Regions from separate parts of the Homo sapiens genome. Here all the other regions are linked to region 1. A link is a loop called in an ENCODE intact Hi-C map of the cell type or tissue named here. Cell type or tissue: PC-9. All regions are shown on one strand. Links, peaks and the distances in the headings refer to the core of each region. The heading gives the core; the rest is flanking DNA. Region 1 has its middle 40 kb from the start of BPGM. Region 2 overlaps AKR1B10 (aldo-keto reductase family 1 member B10). Region 3 has its middle 12 kb from the start of AKR1B10. Region 4 holds the start of AKR1B15 (aldo-keto reductase family 1 member B15).

Region 1 (7,548 bases), core at 1,172-6,171:
AAAACACCTTGGGTTGGTCAGCACATGATAGGGAATCATGATCTCTTGTCCCGTTTTAAGAACTAAGGCCATTTTAAGACTTAGAATACACTGATTAAAGGGCCATGTCCCCTTGAGGAAGTGCCAGCAATGCCATAGCAAGTAGTTAAAGTAGCTATTCACAATCTTTCCTCAAGTAGCTACTTGCTGCATCCTGAAGTGATTTGTGTCTTCCTCAAACACTTAAAGGATGCAGGAGTGATTCTCCCCATGAAAACCCATTCAATTTACCAGTTTGGTCCTTGTTTGAACTAGACAGATGATGGACCTTGATCACCTGGACATTCTGGTCATTGTTCCACTATTTTGATGAGATCATGCCAAGCAGACCTGGTAGCAAAAAGTGACTAGAGTTCTCAATGCCTAAGTAAGGCATCTGCACCTCAGGTGATAGAAGATAAGCCCTACAAATATTCAAGGGCATGACACATCTGTGAAATTTTTAGAGGTGCCTTGATCTAGACCAGGGATTGCCAAACTATGGCCCATGTATCACATCCAGCCTTTGGTATGGTTTTTACTTTTTTTTTTTTGGAAAAGGAGTCTCACTCTGTCACCCAAGCTGGAGTGCAGTGGTGCCATCCTAGTTCACTGCAACCTCTGCCTCCTGAGTTCAAGCGATTCTCCTGCCTCAGCAGTGGAATCCTGAGTAGGTGGGATTACAGGTATGCACCACCATGCCCAGCTAATTTTTTTTTTTTTTTTGAGACTGAGTCTCGCTCTACCGCCCAGGCTGGGGTGCAGTGGTGTGATCTCGGCTCACTGCAACCTCCGCCTCCTGGGTTCAAGCGATTCTCCTGCCTCAGCCTCCTGAGTAGCTGGGACTACAGGTGCAATGTCACCACGCCTGGCTAGTAGTAGAGACGTGGTTTCACCGTGTTAGCCAGGATGGTCTTGATCTCCTGACCTCGTGATCAGCCCACCTCCGCCTCCCAAAGTGCTGGGATTACAGGCGTGAGCCACTGTTCCTGGCCTAATTTTTGTATTTTTAGTAGAGATAGAATTTCACTATGTTGGCCAGGCTTGTCTCGAACTCCTGACCCCAAGTGATCCGCCCACCTTGACCTCACAAAGTTCTGGGATTATAGGCGTTAGCCACCGCGCCCGGCCAGTTTTTACGTTTTTTAATAATTGAAAAAAAAATCTAAAGAACAATAATATTTTATGATATGAAAATTATTTTAAATTAAAGCTGAATATTATAAATGAAGTTTTACTATAGCATAGCACACTTTTCATTTCCATATTGTCTATGGCTGCATTTGAGTTTCAACAGCAAAGTTGAAGAGTTGCAACAGGGACCATTTGTGAAATCTTCATCACTTCTTACTGCTGCTTAGTGAGTTGACTTGACAGTGTTTCAAGTGCCAAGCATACTTGTTTTACTTTTATTTTATTTTATCAGTGCATATCTTTCATGTCAAAACAAGAAAAGTCAACTTCAAATGTTGCACTTTTAAGTTACTGTGGCATCTGGCTTTTTTTTAATTGAATTAGATCGGAAAGCATGTGTTTAGTATGCACTGACACTATAACTATGCTAAAACAACAGAATATATGTCAACATTGCCAGACTAAGCACTCATCACAATATGTCCAATTCACAGGAAAGCAACAGGCAGAACAATTAGGAAATTTAAAATAGAATATCTTATTATAGTGGAATTTCTTCACAAGAATTACAAATGTAAATGAGGCTGCAACCAAACTTAGTTTCCAAGTGGTTCATTTGTTAGCAAGCAAGGAAACCCATTTATCAATGGTAAGCTAATTAAACTGTGTTTTTATTAGCTGAAGAAATGTGTCCGCAGAAAATAAACTTGTTCAAGACTGTGAGTCTTTTGGTAACAAAAGTTGATTGAAAAGTTGAGGACATTGGGAGCAACATCAATAGTTAAAAACAAAGTTAATTGTTCTGAGTATCTTTCCTTGTCTCTTGATGAATAGACAGATGCTACTGATACTGCTCAGCTGTTGTTTTTTACTTGAGGTATCAATGCTAAGTTTGAAGTAACTAAAGAATTAGGTTCTATGAATAGTCTGTATGGAATAACTACAAGTGAGAATAATATTTTCAAAGAAGTTGGTAAAATTTCTAATTCAGTATAATCTGAAGTAGAATCTGCTAAGATGTGCTACACGGTGGTAAAAATTTGTGTGAAGCAGACAAAGGGTTACATGGACTCATTTAAAAGCTTGTGAAAAAGTAAGATGTTAAAACCTGTAATCATTCATCAGTAGGTACTTTGCATAACATGTTTGATTCTATCATATGTTATTGAACAGGTCATGTCCAAAATGGACCTTATTCACTTTTGTGGTGTAAACATCTGCAGTTCTATGATTTTTTTGTCAAAAATAGAAGCTGAATATCCTGAATTGCCCTATCAACAAGAATTTAATGGCTTAGCAGTGGTAAAGCTTAATTGTGATTTTTTGGTTTTTGCTCAGGCTGAAACTAAAATTTTTCTAAACAAGAAGAGCTACTCTCAACCACTATTATTCTAGTCTGAATGACTTTGGAAATTTGTTTGCTAAATTTTGCTAATTTTTAGGTGAGACACAATAAGTGTTCTTATTTTTTAAAGCTATGCACTGTCATTGACAGATAAAAGGATATGATGTTTAGGATTTGTTTCAAAATAATCAGGGAAGTAAAAAAGTACAGATGAAATAATATTGTCCGTAAATGATACTAAAGCTGAGTGATATGTACACTACATTCAATACACTATTCCCTCTAACTTTCTATATGTTCAAAATTCCTATAATGAAAAATTAGGAAAAAATCAATATCCATTATTATAGCTGACAAAGAAGGAAGTCATCTTATAGATAGGCTGGCCTACAAAGATGTCCTAAGAATCAAGAGACAACCAGAATAGTCATCAAAGTGTCCATTATGGCAGCCAATCCTTCAGGCAGCTGAGAGCCTGGGAGTCGCTGCAAACTGGCTTGGAGCTAATGAGCCACATGGGAGTTAAATCAGAGTGGGGCAGGGGTGAGGCAAGCAGATGATTTAGGGTGAGAAGAAATAAAGAGTCCACAGAATAAGGAATGAAAAAAAATCTCTAGAAATCCTCTAGCTTGTGGGAATTAACAAAGGAATACTCTGGGTTGGCCAAAGACCCAGCTGACTGAAAACAGTGCAATCAAGAGCCAACTTACCCAGGAAACAGATGTGCAGGAATTCCAAATTTCCTGAAGTAGTATGGGAAAGTAGAGTAACTGACTCCCAAAATTTTTTACAAACTCAGAAAGGAGTGAAAAGAAGGTAGGCTTTGGAGAACTCCTGGATGAACATCTTGCTTACAGAAAGTTCACATGGAGAATCAATGGCAGGAAAGGTAAGAAGGGCACTGCTACATGTGGTGTGCTCATTTCAGACAATGAGCACACAGCAACATCCAGGATATTCTCCTGCCTTAGAAGGAATCACAACAAACTGTAAAATACCAGGAATGAGGAGATTTGTCCAGTGGAGATACGTTGGGGCAGTCACTGAAAGAGTGAAAATAGCTGCCTGGCTTGAGAAAGCCGCCTATTTGAAGCCATTCTCATCTAAAAGTATAGATCAGCAAGTCCAAAGTTATAATCATCACTCCATCCCCTACAATCATCGTGAGTGATTTTTTTCTTCAACACTCAAGTCAATTCCACCAACATTTTGCTGACACTGTATTGGGAAGTGTGGAAGATAAAAAATACGTATTACCGAAACGTGGACCCTAACACAGGGACACTCACCTCTAAGTGGAGAATGTAAATGGCCCTTGCAACAAACTGACCCTGAACTCCTTGACCTTCAACTTTAATCTTCTTCAGTCTTTTTCAGCCACACCCAACCATAGCCACTTCTTTGGTATTATCCTCCCTAGTACTCCTCCATCATCAAGATCTCAAACTCTGAAATTCTTCTAGACTACAAACTATTATTCTTCTGTCTTCCTGGTACCTCATAATTTTTTCTGTTTACCCTCGTCGTGAACTCCAGACCCCTTGAATGCTTCTATTCAAGCCGTCTCTTGGTTTCACTTGCCCCCTTCGTAGCCTAGACACCATAGACATGCGAAGCGACTAAAGACCACTAGGTGGCAGCAGAGCCCCAACTAGACTGTCCCCCAGCTTGGGCACCAAGTCAGATTATTAATATTTATAATGAAAGCCTGAAGTTTGAAGGGGTAAGACAATAGTGGAATTAAACAAACAATAGCAAATAATACAGGGAGGTCAGTCAGCTGGGGCCAAGAAGATCTTAAGCCCCATGCAAGTGTAAACCAGAGAAATGGTGAGACCTCAGCCATTGGGGAGATGACAGGTTACTCTCAGGTTAATTGTCTATAATCATCTCCTATCTGTCTACATGGGTAGCCTTTCCCCTGCTTTGAAACATTTCCTGCTAAACAACCCTTAACGATTTTCTATTTAAAGATCAGTTAATGTCACTAGGCCTCCTGGAATCCTTTGTACTTAGGCAATTCCCAGCACTAGATAAAATCAAACTTCTTGGCCAGGCATGGTGGCTCACGCCTGTAATCCCAGCTCTCAGGGAGACAAGAGGCGGGAGGATAGCTTAAGCCCAGGAGTTCGAGACCTGCCTGGGCAATATAGCGAGACCCTGTTCTCCACAAAAAGGAAACAAGAAAAAAGACAAAAAAAAAATCAACCTTCTTATCTCTCTTTCTCTGGGCAGCCAGGTGCTTGGCAGAAAATTACAAAAGTCTGCACAGTGACTTAATTCTAAATATGTGATATGTAACCTCAGTGGTGACTTCAATGTTCAACTTTCATTCTTCATGAACTTCTTAGGGGATTCCTCATGGAAGTATTCTAAGCCTTCCCCACTCCCTGAAATCCCTTACCACATTTCAGCTTCCCCAACTGCAGCAGTTGAGCTCACATCCTCCTTTATCTGGGGGGCTGAGGTCATCCATCCTGTCCTCTCTGAAGCCCTTCTCTACTGTAGAAAGAGCATAGGAGCTACAGAGTCTTTCCGGGTAGGTGTACCCAGTCGGATGGAGAAGATAGAAATTCCACCCTCTTCAATAGAAAGTAATAAAAATGGATATCCTGTATCTCATCTCTGAATCAACTTACTCCCCCAAAAGATGTTACAAACATTACTAACTGGAGTGTTTTCTAAACCATAGGAAGGAGCCTGAGGTGACGTCTTTTACAAATTTTATCTGGAAAGGCAATGCTTTCAAACTATACTCCAGCAAAATATGCTCCCATCATTAAACTTCAACTGACTTTATCCTATCCCGGTGGCATGTGGTTTGTGTATTCAGTCCTTCATTTGATAAATACTTACTCTAGAGACAAGCCTCATAGCCACTACACATACTGCCAAATACAGAGATGATGGAAGACTTGTATGTCTGATAATGAATATTGAAAGGGAAGAATCATTCATCCAGAATTTATGAGAATCTCCCTCCACAACTATCAAAAGAGGATCTACCCACTGGGCTGCAGGCATATGGCAGTGTGCTCTGTCCTTAGGATCAATCAAGATGGTAAGTGCCTCAGGCTTAAGTTATTTATTATAATCACTCTTCTGATATGCAAATCATTTTCAAAGGTTTTCTGGCTACTGAAAAGATCATATATGACCAGCAGGCAGGTGCACATATGTTTCAGTCGGCTTGATGGATATATCTCTCTGAATAGTTATGTAAGATTCTACTATATTTATCAGTTTTTTAATGACTAGATTATTATGGATCATCCCCGATATTATTCCTGAGTGGACTAACAAAAATACATTTTTAGAAATAATTTTTTAAATGTCAAAAACTGTAGACTGGACCTTGGTCTCAAAATGACCCTACTAAGGTACTGACAGCCTAAAAGATTCAGCTGGAGCCTCCTGTCTTTCTCTTGTTATTTTTTTTTTTTAAGACGGAGTCTAGCTCTGTCGCCCAGGCTGGAGTGCAGTGGTGCGATCTCAGCTCACTGCAACCTCTGCCGCCTGGTTCAAGCAATTCTCCTGCCTCAGCCTCCTGAGTAGCTGGGATTACAGGTGCCTGCCACTGCGCCCAGCTAATTTTTGTATTTTTAGTAGACACGGAGTTTCACCATCTTGGCGAGGCTGGTCTTGAACTCCTGACCTCGTGATCCACCCGCCCCAGCCACCCAAAGTGCTTGGATTACAGGCGTGAGCCACCGTGCCCGGCCTTCTCTCTCTCTCTTAAAGCCAAGGGTATTAAACACACATCCATTTGGAACTGTATTAATTGAGGTTATGTAATTTAATTGATGTATCAATATTAGTAAACTAATAAATCAATTTTTAATAAATTGAATTTAAAAATGAATTTAATTTGTGGAATTTGAACTGTATCCATTAATTGGGGGTATTCATCAAAAACAATTGGGTGTAACATAGGAATATAAGACCTATATCAAATATTTGGAGGGCTTTCATTAGGAATAGGAAAAGACCCGTTCCGTGCCGTCACTGCATGCAGAATTGAGATCTACAAATGGAGGATAAAGGAAGATGGCATTTTAGCTGCACGTTAAGAAAGACTTGCTAAACACAAGATTTTCTCCTAAATATTCGTTGGGAAGTGAATTCCTGATCCCTAGAGGTGTTTAAACATTAGCCAGACTGTGTGTAATATTGAAGATCTAGAAGACCTCCAGTGCCTCTGGGCCCCACCAGCCTCGAGTCTATGATTCTGTAACTAGGCAACTTAACTTCAAAATGCATTTTAAACGTTTTTTTTCCTTTCTCTTGGATTTCAACATATAACCTTGAAGCAAACTGCAGAAGCCTTTTTCCTTAGCCTTAAAATGGACTCCACGTCCCTCTTTCTCACCGAATATAGTCCCTTCACATTTATCTAACTGCATGCTAGTGTCTAAAGGCACATAATTATTATGGGGCTAATTTTTAGGCAGACCAAGTCTGGAGACCCCGCTACAGAATTCCAGAGATGACTTCAAGGTGACTAGTCAACAACCCAGCCATTGTTAAGATGATGCCAGCCTGAGATCCAGGTGGCCTGGGACCCAAGACAGCCACCAGAGCAAGACACACAGGCATTGGAATCAGCACAATTCCTGCATGCCTTCCTTACCAAGTTTTCCCATTTTGAACTCTTGCTTTCCCCGCTAGATACAAAGCAGTTCCTTTGGATAGGAGGAATCCAGCAGCTTCCCCTTTACTAGTGTTGGTTAATAAAGTCACTTTCTTTCTACCAGACCTCGCTCTTGTTAATTAGACTCCGCAAGCAGCGAACATGCGTTTGGTTCCACTTCTAGACTGGCAGGCACATGCTAAACCTCCTAAATCAGCCACATCCCTTCTCCTGCAGCCTGAAGCCTACGGCTGCATGCTAGCCTTGGAGTTACCTTTTCTACCAGCCCTAGCTCACATCTTGCACAGAAAAAGGGCAGGGCTCCAGTGAGACAAAGCTGTTAGTTTTTCAGGTGGTAGAGCTTGCCGCTATGAGTGTGCTGCTTTGTACCTAGTGAATGCATAATGGGTGAAATTGCAGC
Region 2 (7,548 bases), core at 1,734-6,733, 74 kb after region 1:
AAAAAGTCCACCAAGCAAAGGCCAAACACCTGCCCACTGAGATACTTGCTAAATCACCCGTGAGATCAGCCTCACACCTCCCCAAAGTGTCCTGATCACTGACCCCTGAGATGAGACTCAGGGCATAGCATTGAACATTCCTCCCGCAATGTTTAAGAAGTAATAGGGCAGGACCCTTACCCTTAAACTGAATAGAATTTACCTGGTTAGTCACTGGTTTATATTTCAGTCCAGGTTTGTTCAAGAGCTTCTCGATCTGGAAGTGGCTGAAATTGGAGACCCCAAGGGCTTTCACCAGCCCCTCATCCACCAGCTCCTCCATGGCCTATCATAGAAAGGAATACCTTATGGGCAGCTCTAGAGGGACTACAGGGACCCTGGCTTGCCTTAGTCCTCCCTGGGGCAGAAATTGCTAAAGGATCCACCGTAACAGGGTTAGCCGAAGCATTCACAGGAAATTTTAGTCCAGGGCCTGGGTGCCCATCAGTGACTGGTTCCAGCCCTACTGCCCCTCCCCAGCGCAAGAAAAACTAGGAGTAACAGGTAAAGATTTTATGTTCTTGCCACTCTCACCTTACACGTGAAGAAACACATAAAAAATTAAACTTCCTGTACACAGGGGAAATATGAAAGTTTTGTAATGCAAAAAAATAAAAAGTAAATAAAAATCAACATTTGTAAGCTTATGAGATGATTTAATTTTTAATGAATCCAAATGATAGCAGGGAGCTGCTGTTGTGTGTGTGCATTGCACACCCAAACCTGGGCAAGCTGTGTTAGTCAGGAAGAGGCTGCAGCATACGGAGAAGCCTCACTTGTGGGTCCTGAGTCCCTCTCTCCCACACTAAGCATGCTTTGGTTTGCAGGAAGGTCATGCATTCAGATTACACCCTGATAGGGGCACCCGGCCATGGAGTTGTGTGGGACTGAAGCCTGACCCACTGTTTGCATATCCAGCCATGCTTCCTGGTACAGAAACTGCATGGACACGCAAGGAAGGGAATCTTTGTATAATTTTTAGCCTATATTGGGCATTTTCCAAACTTGCCCAAAGATACCATACATGTTAGCAGCAGCCTCCAGTGCAATATGTATTTAGTAGCCATCTATTACATGTTCCAGATCCTGCCCAGAAGTTGTCAGGATGTAAATGTATACAATGTGCTCCCTTTTTCTGGGATTCTTATAGTCCAATTAAAGTGCTAGAGTTCCCTTCTATGGAGCCATCAATCATGACACTGAGGCTGCCTCAGATAACATCACAGCGGCATAGACAGAGTCAGAAAGGGCAGAGAAAGAAGAGATACATACAGCCCGCAGTTGTCAGGGGAGTCCTTCAGGTAGAGTATAAGCTGGGCCTCAAAAGAAAAAAAAAAAAAAAAAAAAAAAGACAGAAAAGAGGGAAAAAACATGAGCATATGACACAGGAAGGCAGGAGCAAAGCTCAGAGGCAGGGATAAGCACGACATGTTCAGGGAACACTTTATCCAGCCCTTCTCAACTTTGGCTGCAATTTGGAATCACCAGGGAGCTTTAAAAAATACTGGCTGGATGCAGTGGCTCATGACTGTAATCTCAGCACTTTGGGAGGTGACAGGAGGATTGGAACAGGGGTTTTGGGCCTAGGTTTGAGTAACCTAGGGTAAGTTTTTTAACTCTTGTAGGCCTTAGCTTTCTCTTCTTAAAAAAAGTCTTATAATACCTACTAATAATATATATGTTTCTGATATATATTACCAGAGGCTGAGACAGGAGGATTGCTTGAGGCCAGGTGTTGGAGACCATCCTGGGCAACATAGCAAGACCCTGTCTCTACAAAAAGAAATTTTTTTAATTAGCTGGATGTGGCGGCATGTGCCTTTGATTCCAGCTACTTGGGAGGATTGCTTCAGCCCAGGAGTCCGAGGCTGCACTAAACTATGATGATGCCATTGTACTCCAGCCTGGGCAACAGAGAGAGACTCTCTCTAAATTAAAAAAAAAAATTACCAGTGCCTGGATTTCACCCCCCAGAGTTTCTTACAGATTTTCTCTGAGTTGTAGCCTAGACGTTGGGATTTTTAAACTCCTCAGGTGATTCTAATGCATAGCCACGTTGAGAACCACTAGGATATATGATGTTATCCAAATTGGGCAGTAGAATTTAGAAGCTGTGAAATCATTAGGTTTCCCAAAATTTCAGATGGGGCAATTAGATAATTTAAAAGTTTTTGTGCACATAGGTCAGGTTAGTTTTCCTGTATTAGAACTTGACTTCTTTATACATTTTTCCTCCTCTCTGCTTCAATGTGGTCAGTGAGGTTTCTACTGAACTGGTTGTGGGTCTACATAAACATCCAACGCTTACATATTCAAGCCTGCTCATTTCAAATCAGAGCCTCTGATCTTGATCACTGCTATCTTTTCATGCCTTTCAAATGTTTTATTTAGCAGTCGTTCTTGTATTCATTCAAAAAACAGCACTGCGAGAAGCAGGCTACATTGACATACTTGCCATACTTCATGGCATCATAAGAGTTAAGATAAAAAAATCTTATCATATGTAATGCAAATAGCCAGGTGTGGTGGCTCACACCTGTAATCTGAGCACTTTGGGAGGCCAAGACAGGTGGATCCCTTGAGGTCAGGACTTCGAGACCAGACTGGCCAACATGGTGAAACCCCATCTCTACTAAAAATACAAAAATTAGCCAGGCGTGGTGGCATGCACCTCTAGTCCCAGCGACTCAGGAGGCTGAGGCAGGAGAATGGCTTTTACTTGGTAGAGGGACGTTGCAGTGAGCCAAGATTGTGCCACTGCACTCCAGCCTGGGTGACAGAGTGAGAGTGTCTAAGACAATAAAAACAACAAAAAGCTGTGCTTGTGGATTAATGCTTTTGAACAAACAATACACAGAAAAAGCTACATTTCATTGAATCATGTCAATTATAAGCATTTCAGAAAGTTGAAACATAATATATTTTTGCTTGTAAAACACAATACAAACTCGCAACTACATGCACACCTACACAGACAGCTACCAAAATAACACGATTAACTCTTGGAGTCATAAGCCACTGTTCATTTATAACTTATTCCTCCACTTCATTCTCTACTAGCATTTGCAAAAGGGTATAAATAATAAAAAATGACCAGAGAAAATGTTCATCCCTTCATTCATTTTGAATGTGAATGACGTGAAACAGGTCATGGTTAGATCTGAGAAGCAGAGCACTCAGGCTCCCTGATTTCTGGATGTGTCTTCACTGCCTGCCAAGCACCATGCTGATGGCTTTGGTGGTTGGACTTGTGATTCAGATGAGTCTGGGTCTAATCCCAGCTCTGCCACACACATTGTGACAAGACCTGGGCAAGTCATCAAACAATCTAGGTTTCAAATGTCATTATTTATAAATGGGGATGTTAACCCTGTCTCCTAGGGTTAAATGGGCTTTATGACTAATGTTCCTGGCATGTAAACCATCTTAATCTTTATCACACACTGGAAGATATATATTGGTAGTATGTATTATACAACTTCTTTTTAAGAAGAGAAAACTGAGCCCTACATGAGTTACAAAACTGACCCTAGGTTACTCAGCTGCTATGAGCACACCCAGGCCCAAACCTCCTGTTCCAAATGCCTCGCCCTGGTTTGAGAACAGCATGTGTATTCCCCAAAGTGGGGTACATTGTATTTCCAGTCTTATTTGAAGACTATTAGCCTTGAAATATAAATAGTATCAGATGTACCCAAAAGCCAAAGGTGATGAGGAAGATATTAGAAGAGCTAGAAAATCACAATGATGAAATTAGAAAGCATCAGGCACATGGCCTCATTCATATCCATGCGAATCTCATGGATAACTGAAGATTTCTCTCCCAGCACACTTAGAGGAAGCTGGGAACCTACCTCCCAGGCATCCAAGAACGTTGCTTTTCCACCGATGGCATTACCTTTATCATCTTTGGGGAAAAGGTCATCCCCAGACTGTGAACACAGAATGAAAAGTTTACTGGAATCTGCATCAGGACACTTGGTTCTGTTCAACAAGGTTTCAGGATCCTGACTCTTGCTAAATACCACATCTGCATACCACTTTTTCAAGTTCTGGAGTACATACTTTAGGAATGTGAGTTTAATTAAAATCTCTGTATCTACTGTAGCATACTAATATTTTAGAAACGACTGGCTTGACTTTAAGATTTGCTGCTAGTACATTCCAGAAGTTCATTATCACCATGGACATTAACCTCATACACCTAGATCCCATATACAACCAAGGGCAAACTTTCATTTCAATATTACTGGATAAGGATTAGATATCCAAGCTGTGGTTTTCTGGAGAAGATATTGGCCAACTTCTATCCTTGCAGCCTCTAGAAGAGGCGTGGAATTAGGGGTGGCAGGCCATCATCACTCCAGTTGGTCAGGAGGGGAGAGAGCTGGAAATTTGTCTCTCCCACCCCTCAGGAGCAGGTAAGAGCAGAGCCCCAGGCAATGGGTGCCTGGATCACTACTGGCTTCCTTCCAGCATCACCATACTTGGGCTTTTCTCCAAGATGCCACTCCCAGGTGTACTTTGCTTAATAAGATAATTATGCCCTGGAATATAGTTATGCAAGAGTAACCCAAGAGATTTCCTGGGAGGGCAACCCTGGGGCGTGGAATCAAGACAAAGGTGATATGGCAGTTGCAACTTGTCTGGGCTGCCAGAAATCATGTCTTCTCTCAGACATAACTGCAAGAAAACCCAGGCATGTGGCCACCTCAGCAGCACACATGGCCTCAACCTCCCTTCCAGGCCAGTGTGTTTCTTCTCCAAGGTCTCTTCCTGACCACCTGCCATTCCCAATTATGAAATGCAAGGCCTCCTGCCCCAGTCCACACCACCCCACAGCCCTGGTGCAGCTACTATTTTCTGGCACCTGCTCAGAAACTAGAGGCTGAGAAAGAGAGTGTCTTAAACCTTGAATCCCTGTGGCCAGTGAATAAGATAGACGTCCAGATAGCTCAGCTTCAGGTCCTTGAGGGTCTTCTCAAAGGCTTTCCTCACAAGGGGTCTCTCAAAGAAAGTGGGCCACAACTGCAAAGAGTGTAGCAATGAGCTATTAATACTGGGAAAAGGAAGGGCCACATTGTACTCATTGTCCCTGCTTTTTGATTTGCATCCTCATCTAACCCACCACAAGCCATTTGTAACAAAGCTGATTAAGATCCACGACACAGTGTGGAACATCACCAGGGCTCAGCACCTCAATGACATGTCTTAAGTGTTAAAAGCAATTGACTTTTTCAACTGTCCTAGTACTCTATACGTGTCTCAGATCATTGAAGTAAATGTGGCCACAGATTTGAAATTTGTTTACCTGTCTCAGTCTCTTCCTCAGCTGTAGGCTCTCTGAGAGCAGGAATTGTGTGTAGCTTTTAAATGTCAAGCATTCTTAGGCCTTTGGGAGCAGATGGTCCTTTATCTGACCTATCTGATAGGTCCCTTATCAAGCCTATAAGGCCCCAAGTGATAATTTTACAAAGGCTTTATCCAGACTTGGCTGCTACACAGTGAGGTCTATTTGTCCTACCAGATGTATGCATTTTCCAAGTACCTAGAACTAGTGTTATTTTTTTTCAGCAAGTTATGTATAATATAGATCCAGTGATTCTCAGCCCTCTCACACCCAACATCTTCTTCTTTTTTATAACATTGTATCCCTCACCTTTTACTAGAATGAATAAAGAAATTCATATGTGACAATAGAAAAATGCCCCTACCATTTTCTAAAATTCCCCCTGGCTGAGAGTCTCAGGGGCACAGTCACTGAGATCACAGTGCTGAAAGGGAGGCTTCAGATCAAGACCCGCCTGCACCCTTGGCCTCTGATTGCCTCTGGGCAGATGGTAGATCCCTCTGATGGGGAACAGGGAGGCCCAGGGCAGTGCAGGGTTCCATGGAACCAAGCCCACTATGGGAAAACCAACCTACAGGCAGGTGGGGCAGCCACGACATGTTCAAATATCAATAATGGCTTGGAGTATGGATAGTGTTGTATTCACGGATGTTATCAAGGCAGAGATGAAAAGGGGTACATGTAGAAAAGGCTGACAGAGTTCTTGCTGCCAACCCGACCCAGATACTTCTGCCTGCCTTGAAGTGAAGGCCTCCCACCAAATGCACCATTGCACCTTGCTGACGATGAACAGGTCCTCCCGCTTCACAGCCTTCTCTTGGATCTTCTCTTGGATGGCTTCCCCCACTTCATGTTCATTCTGATAGACATAGGCACAGTCAATGTGCCGATATCCTGCATCAATGGCCACCTTCACTGCTTCTTTCACTTTGCCAAGAGGAGACTGAAAGGCAAAAGAAAAGCTCATCACATATGTGTTTTTTTTAAGAGATGGGGCCCTGCCGTGTTGCCCAGGCTGGCCTCACACTCCCAGGTTCAAGCAACCCTCCCACCTCCCGAGTAGCTGGAATTACACCACTCTCAGCAACCATCATATTCTCTTATCCCCAGGCCACCTTCAACAGGCTGCCCCACAAGGCCCAGTTTCTCCAAACCAAGGCCTCACTGGGGTCTCCTTTGCCAGGGGATCTCTGGGAGGATACACACTTTACAAAACTTTTCAAAAGAAAAGAAGGAAAGTGAATTATTTTATGATTATGTCCTTATGTCCTATCCTAGCTAAAAGTCAGTTCCCTTTTCATCCAGGTTAGTCCTGAAATGTCTTCAGGTGTGTGGGGGTGCAGACCGCTCCACTACAACTTTCTGAAGACCCAGATGAAAGCTTGACTCTAAATAACCCCAAGGGATTTTCAGACAATTTCCCCAAATGGTGATAAGGATCTGGATAATGGTCATTACACCATCAATCTGGATTCGATCACTTACTGGGTGTGTGGGTCTAAGCAGGTGATTCAATCTCTGTAAACCTTGTATGCAAAATGGAAAAAAAAATAGCACCAGCCTCATGAGGCCTTTGTGGTGATGAGATGCTGCAATGAATATTAAGCTTTTTGCACATTACCTGACACACAGTAAGGTTCAGTAGAGGCCATCATTATACAATGATCGTTTCAGAAAAAAAAGAGAAATAGAAAACCTTATAGGAATAGAGTTTGTTTTCCACTCCTGTAAAAAGAAAGAGAGAGGGAGGGGAATGACAGAGAGGGAGAGAAAGAAGGGAAGGAAAGAAAAGAAAAGAAAGAAAAAAAGAAAAGAAGGGAAATAGAATTATCACATTTTGTTCTAACCTAGCCAAGCCAATGATGGGGGCAAAAAAGCACTTAAAACTTGATCTCTCACAAAATGGTCTTTTAAACCTCTTCAATTGTGAGATAACAAACATTGAACAGTACACAAAACAGAGATGCACAGCTACCCTACCACCTGGACAAGAAACGAGCTGCTGCCAGGCACCCAGAAGCAGCCCTGTGCCCCCAACCGCTACGCTACACCCTTCTTCACCTCCACTGCTAAGTTCATAATCCTTTAGTCTATCATCCCCACGTGTTGAAGACAGCTCCCTTCATAATTCTTTCATTCAATTCCAAAATTATGAAACT
Region 3 (7,548 bases), core at 1,704-6,703, 92 kb after region 1:
GCTGTGTGAACTCTCCAGCAGAAGTCCATGACTGCTGCTCACCAACTTTGGATTGGGGGACTAGAGCATTACCAAATGCTGCTCTCTGCTGTACTCCTTCTGGAAAACAGTTACTTGTTTGTTACTGGGTATTGAGATAACCCAAATAACTGAAGAACATAAAGACTGGAAATACCCATCATTCCATGGGTGATGTCAGAAAAGCACTTTGGCCAGCCAGGTGAGGTGGCTCACGCCTGTAATCCCAGCACTTTGGGAGGCTGAGGCAGGCGGATCACAAGATCAGGAGTTTGAGACCAGCCTGACCAACATAGTGAAACCTCGTCTCTACTAAAAATACAAGAAATTAGCCAGGCGTGGTGGTGGACGCCTGTAATCCCAGCTACATGGGAGGCTGAGGCAGGAGAATCGCTTGAAGCTGGGAGGCGGAAAGGTTGCAGTGAGCCGGGATCACGCCATTGCACTCCAGCCGAGGCAACAGTGTGAGACTCCAACTTGGGGGAAAAAAAGAAGAAAAGAAAAGAAAAGCACTCCAACAGGAGTACAAGGCTCAAAGAAGTTCCATCATAGAATGGAAATGATGCATACAGGAACATGCTATCAGGCAAACCACAGGAGGGGTACATTTTATTCACCAGCAAGTAGCCTCTTTTCCCTTAGGACCTACAATTTAAAAAAAGAACACTAACAACAACAAAAAAGCATTCTACATCAGTGTTTCCCACCTAGTTATATTTCATCAAATTAAAGCAAACATTTCACTACCCACACAGCACAACAAGGGCCCAAGAAGCATCACATTCAATGAATTTATTATATTTCTTATCACTATCAAGTTAATAGGTTTATAGAAAGTTCGAATGAACAACTAAAGCATCTGCTTTCAAAAGGATTGAAAAGCTGGTCTACTATCTTCAGAGATATGTTTTGCAAGTTGACATGAGAATATTTAAAGGTGAGTTTCCATTAGATAAATTGCTACACTTTTGTAGCGGATTAGGAAATAGGAGACAATACAGAAACTTGAAGCCAACTCTTCCTTTCTTCACCACAATTTCCTTGTTGAATGGCAAACCTGCTAGTCCCTGAACCAGAGCTATTCATACAACAAAGGGTCCCATAGGCTGGTAATATTCCAAAACAAGATACTATACCTATAAAATAGAACCTAATTGCAAGAATTCCCTAGGGATTGATACAATTATTCTTGGGTCAATTACCAAAAAGGATTATTCTTTTTCTACACCTCACTAAAGTGGGGCTATTGCAATTATTTTGTTGCCTAATGGACAAGATGGTCCTCTGTTTCTGTACTTATTTAGTCTGACCCTCAATGATTGCAAATGACTGTAAAGGGAAGCCCTGGCATGTCCCATACTGCTACCAACAATAGGAATTGTCCAATGGCTGAAAAGAGGGACCTCATTTGTAGGAAAATGTTTGATGAAAATTAATGATGAATGAAAGAAAGGTAAGATTGTCATTGGGAGAAAAAAGTCAACAAATGATTGTGATATCTACCTGCAATTCGGTGCCTTGCAGAGGCTGGAGCAAGAGAATAATATTATCTCATAAGTTTTGATCCAGATTCCCCTTGGGAGGGAGAACTCTGTCTGCTGAGAACTCCTCCTCTTTTAAAAAACCAAGACGTGAGCTGCATCAAGGTCAAACTTATGAGCCTTAGGACTTAAGTTAGAAAGCAGCAGAATATTTCCCCTGTCAAATCCAGAGAACACTGATCAATAATCTTTTGAATGAACACTGCATGACCATTAATTGTGATTAGTGAAGGTTTAAGAAAGGTATTGGGATATAAATTATCCATTGAATGCTCCATCTGTTATAAAATTATGTCTTTAAAAAAGCCGTTGTGAGTAGAAAAAGAAAATCCATGAAGAGGTGAAGGCACAATTAAAATACTTGGATCACTGATAGAGAAAGTAATGATATACAACTTGGTGATCCTGCATTCCTGAGAATGAAAAGCCAGCAATTAGACATGTATGGTTCTGAGACCAGCCTGACCAACATAGTGAAACCCCGTCTCTACTAAAAATACAAAGTTAGCCAAGCCTGGTGGTGGGTGCCTGTAATCCCAGCTACACGGGAGGCTGAGGCGGGAGAATCGCTTGAAGCTGGGAGACGGAAAGTTGCAGTGAGCCGAGATCACGCCATTGCACTCCAGCCGAGGCAACAGTGCGAGACTCCAACTTGGGGGAAGAAAAGAAAAGAAAAGAAAAGAAAAGAAAAGAAAAGAAAAGAAAAGAAAAGAAAAGAAAAGAAAAGAAAAGAAAAACACTCCAATAGGAGTGCAAGGCTCAAAGAAGCTCCATTTTAAGTCTGTCTGCTGAGAAGCATTACAATATACACAAACCAAAATTTACCTAGGGATCACTACTACTTATACGTCCTTACCCTGAAGAATTCAACATTTTTGGATCTCCACTTTATTTCCAAATTACACTAAAGCAATGAGTACTCAATGGCAACAATGTGTCTGGTGGCTCAAACAGCATCAGCCCACCCAAAGTAAGAGAGCTTTAGGAAGATTGGAAACTGGGCTAGAAATCGTTGACCAGGCAGAATTCATTTTTAATAAGGAAAGACATGTTGAAGAAAAAGACCTAACATAAATAGAAAAACTAGAAGCATCCTATTTCAGGATGAGGGACAAAGATGACAAGTTACCTGGCATGACAGTACAGGACTGACAATTATAGCAGCTACTAAGATGACATGCCCAAACCTGGAAATGGGAATGAGCCTGCATGCCAGCACAGCTGGGTTATTAGATGTCTTAATTCAAATGGAGTCTGAGATATCCCCAACACAATGACCAGGGCATCTCACAGCAGAATTTCAAGTTACATACTCACAGAAGACTTATAAGCCACCCAGTCAATGAAAATGTTTAATTAGAGAAAGCAACCTACCGACATGTTCTTCCACGGCTTAAGCACCATGACTCAGTGCTGACCATTCTTTTTATAGTGTGACTCATGGTGATTGGACAAATTTGGAAAAGCATTAGAGCGTTTCCCATGGGGAATAGATGGGCCCTGTTGTAGAGCCTCTTTCCTTGGGAAGCAATATTTGTTAAAGCCATATACCCAGAGGAAAGGAGTTTGACTGTGTACTCCAAACATTTTGAATCCTGTGCACTCCAGACATAACAGAGATATAGCCTCAAGTTTATACTCTTATGAGAAATAACACAGGGTGTGGTAGGCAAAATAATGCCCCCCACAAAGATGTTCATGCCCTAATCCCTGGCACCTGTGAATATATTAGGTTACATGGCAAAGGAGAATTAAGGTTGCAGATGGAATTAAGCCTGCCAATCTGCTGACTTTGAGACGAGGGGATTATCCTGGATTATTCTGGTGGGCCCGATGTAATCACATGGGTCCTTATAAAGTGGAGGAGAGAGGCAGAGTTTGACATTGCTGTCAAACTAAGAGTAATTGTTTTGTCGTAAAAAGGCTGACCATGGGTCTAGGGTGGATTGTGCTGTTAGGGTTCATTCTGGCAGGCCTTGAAATCACCTGAACTGTCTAACTGAAATCAGAAATGTAACTCCCAGATGAGATGCATGACTTGCACCTGGCATGGACACGACACATCCCCCCACCCCCCGCCCCGACACACACAGAGAAGTCTGGCACTGGGGCTGATTGTATGGCAAGAATATGTCTGTATGACCAGCAGGGTATAAAAGGCACCAGCTCAGACTCCGTGAGCATCTGAGAATAGATGCACCGAAACTCTTCTTGCTCTCCCATCCCTTAGAAAGTCCTGGGTAGGACCACAGTCATGCCTCCTTCTGTAACAGGAAGAAACCTTCATTTGAGTATACAACAGCAGAGGATGGAGGGAGGTGGTGGAATTGACAGTAGGACAACTAGGTGGCACTTGTCTATTTTCACGATGCGTCTGACGTCTTGAAATATGCAAAGTGATCCTCAGCTGAACTTGAAGGGAAGGTGTTGAAGATTTAAAATTGTTTCAGAGGACAGCAGGCAGTAAAGAACAGACAGCAGAATTGTCCACTTAGATTTTTCCCCACAAATCTATCTATCTATCTATCTATCTATCTATCTATCTATCTATCTATCTACCTACCTATCTATCATCTATCTGTCTATCTATCTATCTATCACTCTCCACCCTCTTTTCCTGGTGGCTACTTGTAGCCACGTTGTTTTTTGCTTTCTTCTTGGCGCTTTTCCCCATAATCAGTCCACACTCCCCCTAGTGGTCTGATGATGAATTTCTACTAACTGGGTTACGTAAAGAAACCTGCTGTATTCAGATCACAGCTGGAGTCCCTCTCTGTTTTAAGACGGAAACTGGAAGGATATTGTTTTATTATTTACAAAGGGGATGGGGGTGGCACTACCCACCATCTCATTTATCCCTATCTTCCATAGTGATCTCTAAAAGAAGACTCCTGGGGCTTAAATTCCCAGTTCTAGGGTCTCTTGGGGGTCACTACCAACATCATCCTTGTCAAACTAGGGCTGGAAAGAACCACGGTTGGGTCTACTCCTACAGAACTTCTATTAAAAATAATTGGTGTAGTCTTCCCTGCTGTCACCTCTTTCTTCTCCTTCTGACCAAAGAAGCTACTTTTGCCAAGCTGACTTACTGGGCAGGAGAGGGTGGTAAAGCTCTGGAGAGTCACCCATCCTGGTCTTGAAGGAGTGTCATCACCATCTCACACAGAGTGAGGCAGCATTGGACATGACCTGGGAATCCCAGGGAGGCAGCATGTGCCAGGACTTAGGTCCTAGTGCCAGCTTTTCTGCTATCAATGTGACCTATTCATTAGCCACTTTGAGCCTCAGTTTCTTCATGTGTAAAAATGATACTGTGGTGGTTCTCAGTAGAGAAAAGGGGTGGCATACTAGAATAATGTGAAATGCTTTTTCCGCCTACATATTATTTATTTTCTCTTTGGCAAAAAAAACCTTCGAAGTATTTCTGAAACACCCAATACTAGATGATTGCAAGTGCCCTAACAGTTCTAACACATCGTTTGAAGATGTGTTAGATATTTGCGTTAGATCCATCCACCCTAGACCCATTACTTGCAATAGAAGCAAGTTCTCGCCACTGTGGTGAAGCTCAGAAAATGTGTGTATCTAAAGGTTTGTTACAAGGCTGGGTATGGTGGCTCACTCCTGTAACGCCAGCACTTCTGGGAGGCCGAGGCAGGCGGATCACTTGAGGTCAGGAGTTCGAGACCAGCCTGGCCAACATGGTGAAACCCCGTCTCTACTAAAAATACAAAAATTAGCTGGGTGTCGTGGCGGGTGCCTGTAATCCCAGCTACTCAGGAAGCTGAGGCAGGGAAAATTGCTTGAACTGGGGAGGCAGAGGTTGCAGTGAGCGAAGATCTCGCCACTGCCCTCCAGCCTGGGCAACAGAGCGATACTCCATGTCAAAACAAAAAAACAAAACAACAACTACAAAAACCAAAATAAAGGTTTGTTACAGAGCAAACCTAGAAGATTGAAGGAGTCAATCTAATCCCTTTCCTGGCCTGGAACTGCCTTGACAATTTCAGGTGTGATCGGGAAACCCCATCCAAAATCAAGCCTGGGGCCGCGGCAGATTGTGTACATGTCAGACTTTAACCAGCAGAGGGTAGCACATACCTATGTCCTGGGCTTTCCAGGAAAGTCACAAAACTTGCCCTGAGAAAATGCTTTCTAGAGAAAGGCAACAAGGTTTAACCAAGTCTACATAGGCATAAAAAATTAAAGTCCATTTAGAACACAATCTGGAACTCAAGCCCAGGTCCAGAGGTGGACCAAGGCAATTTCCCAATGAAGGAAAACTTTGTCTTTGAATCCTCATCATTTCCCATTCCATGTCCCTCTTTGGCTTCTCAAAGTATGTTTAGAGGACTGGCAGCATTGGCATCACCTAGGAGCTTGACAGAAAAGCAGAATTTCGGATCCCACCCCAGACCCTCTGAGTCAGACTCTACATTTTCACAAGATTCCCATGTGATACCTGTTCATGTTGATGTTTGAGAGGCCGCGATGTCAGCACCCCTTCCCTACCTACACATGCTGCCTAGAAACTTACCCTGTTCCCTGTGCCAACCTCACTCCCCACAGGGGAAGATTCCTGCTGATTTCAGCCTTCACAAGAGGGAAGCACTTCGTGTGGCCTTAGGTGGGCAGACCTGAGATTTCTTCTTCAGGTGATTAGGGACCTCATAGTGTGTTTTTTTTTTTAACCACCTGGCTATATTTGTCTTCACATGACAGCTGAGCAAGGGAACATTGGGGTGATACACCGAAAAAAGATTGTTGGGGCTCAGAAAACTGTATCTCAAGTTTAGCACTTTGAAAAAAAGGAAATTGGAAGGCCCTGAAAGCAGGCTCAGAAGCAAGATCTTCTCCTACCCTCCTGTCTCTTGCCCCTCATTCTCCCCTGAAGTGAATCATAGAAACCAGAATTTCCTCTCCCCAAGGTGAGTCATAAAACCTAAAAATATTACTCTAACCTTTCTCCCACCTTTCTGTGTAGGAGCTTACCTGCCTTATCTGATAGTAGGCCATAAGACTCTCAATCCATAGGGGTCCTGCCATATGGCCAGGAGGAAGGAATGCTCAACAGAGTGGCCAAGAAGAATCTGAACAGACTGGCTTTGCTGGGCTTCCCACCCGCTCTTAGTATATTGCCATTAGAGCCCATCCTTTTGTGCAATCACATTTCTACACAGCTGTTCATTCTTCATCAAACCTAAGCATAAAAACAGTTTTCCCTAGGTTTTGGAGGTTTTATTTCTGAAGGCTCCTGTTTCACATACAACTTTGATTAAATAGAAGAGTGACATTAGCAAGATGGCTGACTAGAGATGCCTGACCCTTATCTTCCCTACAAGAAAGGACCAAGGCAATAAATATACAGCTGAAATTTGACTGGAGTGCCAAAAGGAGAGCGATGGAGTGAAGCAGGGGAGTGGAGATGCTTCTGAGGTGGTTGGAGGCTCAGGAGGACAGGATGGAGGCACATGGCCTCCGCAGCCCCATCTCACCCACCTGGATCGGACTGGCCCAGAGATAAGAGGACTACTTCTTAGGGGAAAAAGGTAAACAGAAGAACCCCCTGTCACCCCTTGCCACTGCAAACACCTCCAGTCCTTACTATGGGAGAATCCCACATCCTGGTAAGCGCTGAGTCCAGTTTGGAAAGCTGCTGAGAATTCACTCAGCTGTGTCACTCCAGGTGAGGTGCATAAGGTGTGCACTCCGCCTTACGCCACTGAGCCATGGAGCCATCCTGAGAACAGACCTACTGCCGGAGTGTGCCCTGCTCTGGGGCCATAGTCATTGTGCCTCTCTAGCACTGGGGCTCTATCTTCATTCCACCAAACCCACATGGTACCCAACTGTACAGAGGCTGGTCCCAGGATTGGCTATGACTCTTGTCCTGCACAACAGTGAAACAAACCCATGCTATCTCCAATACAGCTGGAAGAATAACCTAGCAGTCTCACCCAGGATGAACCTGCTCTTGTGCCAGCCAAAT
Region 4 (7,548 bases), core at 1,606-6,605, 59 kb after region 1:
CTCTGTGATGGGGGCCCTTCCTTTTTGGCTTCTTGGATGGCAGCCACTAAGCTTTTTGCCTGTCTTTTTGATGCTTTGTCTGCAGCCCTTTCAGCTGCCTGAGCTACCTGTTTTTGCTTTTCAAATTCTCGATTGTCGAAAACTCTCTGGGCTATCTCTAAAAGCTGGCTGATGTAAGGAAATACTTTCTGGCTTCTCTTCAGATATGGTCCCTCTCTTCAGAGGTGAAAAGGGATGAAAGGAGTTGCTGACACTCATCCCAGGTGGGCCGGTGAGTCTGGAGCACAGACTCCATCAGTGAGGTTAAGACCTGGGGCTTTTCAGAAAAGGGGGGATTATGAGCCTTCCAGTTGTACAGGTCAGAAGTAGAGAAGGGGACATAAACTAAAAATGGAGCACAACGCCCACTGCCCAAAGGGATTTGGGCCTCTGTCAGTGGGAGGAGCGGGGCCACCTCCTCCGGCTGAGGCCATAATTGGGAGGATATAGGCAGAGAGGCCACAGAGGATGTAGTTGAGGAGACAAGGGAAGATTCTGGGGGAGGAGGAGGGTTATAGGGTGGTGGAAATGGGTGAAGAAAACTTTCCTCTTCTTCAGAAGGAGGCAGTACAGGAGGAATCGAGGGAGCTGAGGGTGGAGGCAAAAGTGAGGTCTGGCTAAAAAGGACCTTGGAGGTAGGATCACGAATGGCTACAGAGTTTTATCACGAGTGGAGCCATGAAGGAGAGCTCTGGACTAAATCTAGCCATTGATCAATGTAGGGAAACTGATCGGGGTGACCGGGAGTTCCAACAACGACCCACCACACAGCCTGAACAGCTGTGAAGTGTAGTGACCCGTCTGGGGGCCACCCAGTTCCAAACTTTGGCCATTCTACTTCGCAGAGTGTCCAGAGTTTGCCTTTTTTAAGGCGGACCCCGTAATCATCTGAGAAGCCTAGAGAGAAATTCTGCAACATACACTGGAGAGGACTCCAATCTTTATGGGGCCGGGAAGAAGAGTTTACTATTCTGGAGGCAATTAACAAGGTTTGAACAAAAATATTAAACCCAGCATGGACAAAGATATTCACGGCCTGGGAGGCTATGGTATCAGAAGAACAGAAGTATTATAGCTAGAAGAAGTAGGAAAACAACTATAGCCAATATTTCTTGCCACATAAGGTCTGTCTCCTCAAGCTTCGAGATCTATGGAGAGGATAAGAGGTGGGTCCAAGGGATCCTCAGCCAGTGGGACTTAGGTGACCCCCCCTTCTTGACTTATATCCCAAATAACTTTGGTGTCTCCACGACTCGAAAGCAAAATGTTCAAACTCGGTCCTTTCCTTCACGGGTTTAAGGAGGGAGAACACAGCCAAGTCTTAGAGACGCTGGACTTGCTGCAACACAGGAAAATGAGATGTGCAGGGTAAGGGATGGGGATGAGGAGGAAAGGGGCCACTTGGATTTCCCTAAAGGTTGGAGAGTAGCCAAAAGAGGTAAAATAAGAGTCCAGACAGAGTAGAGCAGTATGGGTGTAGGTTTCTCTGCACAGTGCCTTATTTAAGGGCATGGGAAAAGTTATGGGATGACAGAAAAGGTGAGTAAGGAGGTCAGCAGGGTGGCTATTTTGGATCCACCACTGGTCTAAGGAGAAGGTGGACCAGTCGTTGGGGCGTGGGGTATGGCAATCCAAACGCCAGCAATCTTTATGGTGCCAGAAATCCTAAACGGGTGAATGTCTTCCACACCCTTCCCCATAACAACACCTAATTTGTTTCTGACAGGAAAGGCAGGACTGGGATGGCCAGCCCAACCGACTAATGAGGAATTTGACCTCCTGGGATAGAAAATCTGTACTAAGGACCTTGAAGAAGTCCTTGCCCAGTCATTTTGGGCAGTATCGACGATCCGACATATGAAATTTAGACAGACACTAAACAGGACAATAGGCACTGGGGTATATAAACAAGCATGGCAATTTTTATAGACAGACAAGGGGAGGGGGTCCCGTGATGGGATCAGTCAGATGCCCTCCTGGCTGCTCCCCTTTCGGGGACTTAGGCTCCTCTTGGCATTGGCAGGCTGGTATAAACCCCTGGCTTGGATCGAGCTATGCCTGATGCCGCCCTAAGCCTTATGAGGTCACCACGGAACCACAGGTGAGGGCCTTCTCGAATTCCCTAGCTTTCACCCTGGAGCTACAAACTGGAAATTCAAGCGCAAGCCCTTGAACTCCACATTCACTCACTCACTCACTCACTCAGAGTTTATTACAATTTTTATACCCATTCTAAAACAGAGATCTCCCGGAGACCTGAATGAGAGAGGGAGAAGAGATAGAGAGAGAGAGAGACTAGACTTAACAGAGAATCCTGACAGAAACCAGGACTCTGTCCTCCAGTGTCCTGGAGCATGGACAGAGTCTGAGGGAGGACCTTCGTCAGGGCCGTTTCCCTCCCAGAGAGACAGAGTCAGATCTGACTTACCTTCCCGGGACTAGAGACTGAGGACTCAGGAGTTGAATTTGGCTGGGCGCACCGGCAGTCGATCCGTTCCCCTCCAGAAGACAGTGGCCTGTGGAGCCCTGGAACGTCTTCAGGTGGCCCTGTAAGCCAGCTGTCTGTCTGGGGAAGCCCGGAATGAGTCAGGTCTTCACCCGGTGGCGAATCTCTCTGGGGCTTCCAAATGTCGTAACCGAGCAAGTCATAGAGAGAATGCCACACTCTGAGACTAATTCAGGAGTCCTTTATTGCTGGCGACTGAGAAAGAGCTAGAGCTTGAAATTCTCTCGGTCCGGAAGAAGAGGCTAGAGTTCTTTTTATACCTTGGCCTAAAGAGGGGAGGGGGAGTCTAGCTGAAGCAATTTTTTACAGAAGCAGAACAGGAAAAAATTAAAAGATAAATGGTTACAGAAACAGTTACAGGAAAATAAACAGTTCCAGGTGCAGGGGCTTAAAGTATCCCAAAGTGATAAAAGCAGGGGCTTTGGATACCACCAACCAAGTGTGCTCCCAGGAGCTGCTGGTACAGCTTGCCTCAGTATCTTATCAATAAGCGCATTCTTGGATGTGCTTGGAGTCAGCTTGCACCAGTTATGTCCTTAAGGAGGGGGACAAGGGGCTGCAAGCGAAGAAACCAAGCTAAGACTCTCTCAGCTATTGACTCTCTCGATATTGACTCTCAATTGAGTCTCCCAAGCTATTGACTCTCTCAGCTAAGAAAGAGTCAATCAGGATAAAACAAGATAGGGTATCACAATTTGATCTGCAAGATTATTTCCTGGACTTGTGAAAGGCGAGTCGTTTTGGTGCCCTGGGACATGTACAATAGCTATCTCTTCTGGCAATTGGAGATTGTTGAGGACACGAGCATCAGTTCTCTATGAACTAAATCTTGGCCTCTACTATTGATAAGAGCCCTCTCCATCCAAATTTTCCCAAATGTGTGTGCCTCCCCAGAGGGATACTTAGAGTCAGTATAGATAGATTTTCTTGGTTTTGTAAATGTCCTAAAGCTTGGCTGAGTGCAAACAGTTCACACCCTTGGACAGACCAATTATTAGACCCCCTTCCTGATTTTACTTTTTTAACAGTCTTTCCATTAATCACTGAATACCTATTATGTCTCTTTCTTTTAATCACCTGGGAGGTTCCATCTATGAATAAGTGCCACCCTGTCTTGAAGGGAGTTTTTCCTAAGTCTGGTTGAACTTTCGTATGGTAATTAATTCGATTTAAACACGCGTGCTCTCTCGTTTTACGTTTGGATCCCCCGTTAAAGAGCCTGCTGAATAAAGTGAATTATTAGTACTTAATATTAAATCACCTTTTTCCCAGAAAGATAGCCTCATATTTTAAAATTTTTGAGTTGGTAATCTCCCTCCTTGCGTTTTGATTTAATATAGTTTTAACTTGGTGGGTTGTGGCCTGAAGCGGCTGGGGAGTAACTTGAAACCTCAGCTGAAGGGACAGCACAGGCTGGGGCGTGGCCTGAAACAGCTGGGGAGTAACCTGAAACCACAGCCGGAGGGACCTGAGAGGGGAACCAAAGGGGCAGGATTGGGGGCGCTGAAGGAAGGAAGGTGATTTAGAGGATCCCATGTCTTGGTAGGTATGGGTTGTCTAGGCATGGGAACTCTTTCCTTTTTAGAAAGGTTGGTTTCTGATTTTCTCCCTCCAGAGTCTAAAGGGTAAAGGAGAACTGGTCCCTGCCGCCAGCAGAGGGCGTAATCGATTTTTCCTGGGACACAGGGCTCTTACTGTTAACATATTTGATTAACAGCTGACAAATTCGCTCTTCATTAGACTTAAATTTTGGCCAGAAAAGTGAGGGCTTAAGGATGGGTTCTCGAACTTAAATAAAACAACAATATTCTATCATCTGCTGTTTTTGTTTATACTTGGTTCTCTTATTATTTTTTCAATACTTTAGCATAAGCCCCAAGGGGCTATCAGAAGGAAATTCATCACTCTCTAGACTCTTTAGTTTTCCTGTCTTACTTGAAACGTTCCCCATCTTAGGGATTATGGGGAGGAGGCCCAACCCCTCCTGTGAGATTTCTACCCTCCCCCTTCCTGGAGGCTTACTGAGGCTTTGGGGAAAGGCTCCAACCCAACCTGTTTGGATTTCTACCCTCCCCCTTCCTCTTTGTCTACTCTGTCTGTTCCTGACTCTAGTTGACAGATGGCAGCATGAGGCCATAGAGAAGACTCACTCACTCCACATAACCACCATACTAAGTCCCATTCATACACTGTCAGCCTCCAGCTTATCCCAACCACCTGGGAAATACTTTGTCACCTTCGCCAAGTCTCCTACCTTATTCCATGCACAAGAATTTCCTGGTCCTCTTATTGTTGCGGTCTTGCAAGCTTCTCCTCCCCGCTTTGCTGAGATCCAGACTTATTTGTCACAAAGCGGGGGGGGGGCCCTGATCTCCCTCAACCTAGGGGCACGGTAACTAGACAGTAGGATGCGTCCCCTCCGGGTGGGGTGACCGAAGGCCCCCTTCCCAAAGGAGAAGATTCGAGCCCCAAAGTTGGGCTCCAGAACTGTTAGGAATAACGCTCAAAATCTTAAGGAAATTGAACACTTGAACAAAGGATTCTTAGCAAAGCAATTTTACTTCTGCGCAGAGAGGTGCCTCCTTGTCCAGTCGCCATGAGAGCACACCTGAAAAAGGGGCACGAGAGCCTTTACTCCTGACACAAGTACTGCCCCTGTACCCTTTCTCCATTGGCCAGGGTCAGGTCGTACAATCTAAACTAATCCTGGTTGGCTAAACATTGGATTTTTTTTAGATAAGGTGGGCACGTAAAAAAGGCAGAGAATAAAGGGGAAGGGGTGTCTGTAATGAGCTAAAAAGTTAGTCCTCTTTCCAAATAAGGAAAGGAATGTGAGCAGGTACAGATACCACCTGGTACTGTGGCATGCCTGGGCATGTAACAAAGGAAAAAAGAGAAAAAAGGAGAAAAAGGAAAAAAGGTGGAGGGATTACTATGAATTAAAGAATAAAAGATTGATCAGGTTATCTGAAGAGAAACCTCATCATATCCCACACATCCATCCATCCATCCATCCATCCATCATTCATCCATCCATCCATCCATCCATCCATCCATCATTCATCCATCCCCAATCCATGTATCCTTCCACCCATCCCTCCTTCCATTTGTCTTTCTATCCATCCTTCCTTCTTTCCATGTTTCCAACCATCCATCCATGCCTCCGTCCCTCCACCCATCCATTCGTCCATCCATTGTTCCATCCATTCCATCTATCTATTTATTCACCAGATATTATTGAGGCGGGGAATACAATAATTAACAGAACTCAAAAATCCCTTCTCTCATAGAGCTTACATGCTAGTGGGTAGAAACAGGGTAAGCAAGCAAACAGCAAATATATAAAATACATGACATATTGATAAACAAATGCTATGGAGAAGAAGAAAACACTTAGAAGGGCAAGAAGAAATATCAGAGGAGGTAGGTTAATTTTAAATAGGGTGATGAAGAAAGTCCTCTCTGAAAAGACGATAAATCGGCAAGGAAATTAAAAATACAAGTCAGAGAATTATTCTAATATCTGAGGGCAGAGCATCCCAGGCAGTGAGAATACCAAGGGCAAGAGCCCTGAGGCACAAGTACCTCTCTTGCGTAATTTTTTAGTAACGGTCAAGGTCCTCTTGGTCCTCACCAACTCTCCCTAACTTATCTGGGGGCTGATATTTTTGAACCAACAAAAGTGCTGGAAGGCAACACTGTAAGATTTTAAGGGTGCAAAACTTTCATGAAATGTCTGGGAAAATGCTGACAACAAATGAGGAAAAACAAATGAATTAGGTAGAATTTAAAATTAAATGTAATCAAATTCCACTGCATTGTACATTCAGAATACGTATTTTCTAAAATCGAAAGGCTTGTTAAATGAGAATAATTTCAAGTAAAAGTGTCTCTTTCATTTGGTTTTCCCAGTGGATGTATAAAATAACTAATTGAGCTAAATCTGTTATTTTTTAAATCCTTAATGCCTCTCTAGAATGTAAAAGTTCATTTCCTATTGTGGAAATTTTGAAAATTATGTAAAAGAATAACAAAAATAAACTTGTTGCCAAACAACATAGAAAAAAACCCTCTTAATATTCAAATCTTTCTAGATAGATTTTCTTTTATTTCTAAGTTTTGCTGGTTTGATAGTGTATAAAGCTTATTTTAATTTGCATTTTTATTACTAGTCTGTACAATTTTTCATGTCATTTAATGGTCAATTTTATGTAAAAACTTTCTTTGTGGCATCTGAGATTTTTCTTATTTATATGAATAAACTCTTTTGATTATAAGAAAATTGCCAAATGGTTTTGTCCAAGTTTGTTTATCTCTTATTTTTGTGTGTTTCTTTGCTTGTTTTTGTTTTGAGATGGAGTCTCACTCTGTCACCCAGGCAGGAGTGCAGTGGCGCAATCTCAGCTCGCTGCAACCTCTGCCTCCCAGGTTCAAGCAATTCTCGTGCCTCAGCCTCCTGAGTGGGATTAGAGGCGTGTGCCACCATGCCTAGATAAGTTTTATAGTTTTATTAGAGACCAGGTTTCACCATATTGGCCGGGATGGTCTCAAACTCCTGACCTCAAGTGATCCATCCTCCTCAGCCTCCCAAAGTGCTGGCATTACAGGCGTAAGCCACTGCCACTGGCCTATTTTTGCATAATTATATGTTCGGAGTTTACATTTCTATAGTCATGCACGGTCATTAAAGCAAAAAAAAAAAACTTATTTCCAACAATCTTCACTCTTCAGGGTTCTTTCAAATTTTACTGAAAACTATTTTCTACAGAAGCCTCTCTCATCTGTACATTGTTAAATATAATGTACAGTTAAATCTCACAATAATGCAATAAGTAGGGTCCAAATTTTTTTATATTTAATAGTTCATATAGCAACAGTCTCACTATGTTGCCCAGGCTGGTCTCAAATTCCTGGCCTCAAGCGATCCTCCTACCTTGACCTCCCAAAGTCCTGGCATTAAAGGTGTGAACCACCAGGCCCCGCTGGGTCCAAATTTTTAATCA

The links. A loop is a pair of places that touch in the nucleus more often than their neighbours do. Peaks named below come from ENCODE experiments on the same cell type or tissue, not always from the same donor. Only the 100,000 strongest peaks of a DNase experiment are listed, where the experiment ranks them.
Region 2: a loop joins it to region 1, with 4 times the contacts of the local background. A loop is called at or near these places in 44 of 110 quality-filtered maps.
Region 3: a loop joins it to region 1, with 11 times the contacts of the local background. A loop is called at or near these places in 94 of 110 quality-filtered maps.
Region 4: a loop joins it to region 1, with 10 times the contacts of the local background. A loop is called at or near these places in 41 of 110 quality-filtered maps.

What each region holds. Positions count from the first base shown.
Region 1 is chr7:134,603,093-134,610,640 of GRCh38, reverse strand. No RefSeq gene overlaps it. Among named protein-coding and RNA genes, the nearest start is that of BPGM, 40 kb to the left of the region's middle. In PC-9, for the core only: CTCF peaks have their summits at 3,926 and 4,126 (motif pointing right); a DNase peak (open chromatin) is centred at 4,450; H3K27ac peaks cover 1,981 bases.
Region 2 is chr7:134,529,427-134,536,974 of GRCh38, reverse strand. AKR1B10 (aldo-keto reductase family 1 member B10) reads right to left here. Exons shown (of 10, transcript NM_020299.5): 2 at 6,165-6,332; 3 at 4,951-5,067; 4 at 3,894-3,971; 5 at 203-325. Among named protein-coding and RNA genes, the nearest start is that of AKR1B10, 5.6 kb to the right of the region's middle. In PC-9, for the core only: no CTCF peak of the experiment used is centred there; DNase peaks (open chromatin) are centred at 3,444 and 4,614; H3K4me3 peaks cover 4,371 bases; H3K27ac peaks cover 5,000 bases.
Region 3 is chr7:134,511,471-134,519,018 of GRCh38, reverse strand. No RefSeq gene overlaps it. Among named protein-coding and RNA genes, the nearest start is that of AKR1B10, 12 kb to the left of the region's middle. In PC-9, for the core only: CTCF peaks have their summits at 4,050, 4,251, 5,447 and 5,648 (motif pointing right); DNase peaks (open chromatin) are centred at 2,988, 4,258, 5,658 and 6,588; H3K4me3 peaks cover 1,534 bases; H3K27ac peaks cover 4,537 bases.
Region 4 is chr7:134,544,169-134,551,716 of GRCh38, reverse strand. AKR1B15 (aldo-keto reductase family 1 member B15) reads right to left here and starts at 2,607. Exons shown (of 12, transcript NM_001080538.3): 1 at 2,468-2,607. It overlaps LOC105375520 (a long non-coding RNA gene), which reads left to right. Exons shown (of 3, transcript XR_928005.3): 3 at 1-4,360. RefSeq lists an enhancer at 2,537-2,596. In PC-9, for the core only: CTCF peaks have their summits at 3,964 and 4,181 (motif pointing right); DNase peaks (open chromatin) are centred at 2,156, 2,656 and 3,966; H3K4me3 peaks cover 1,885 bases; H3K27ac peaks cover 3,285 bases.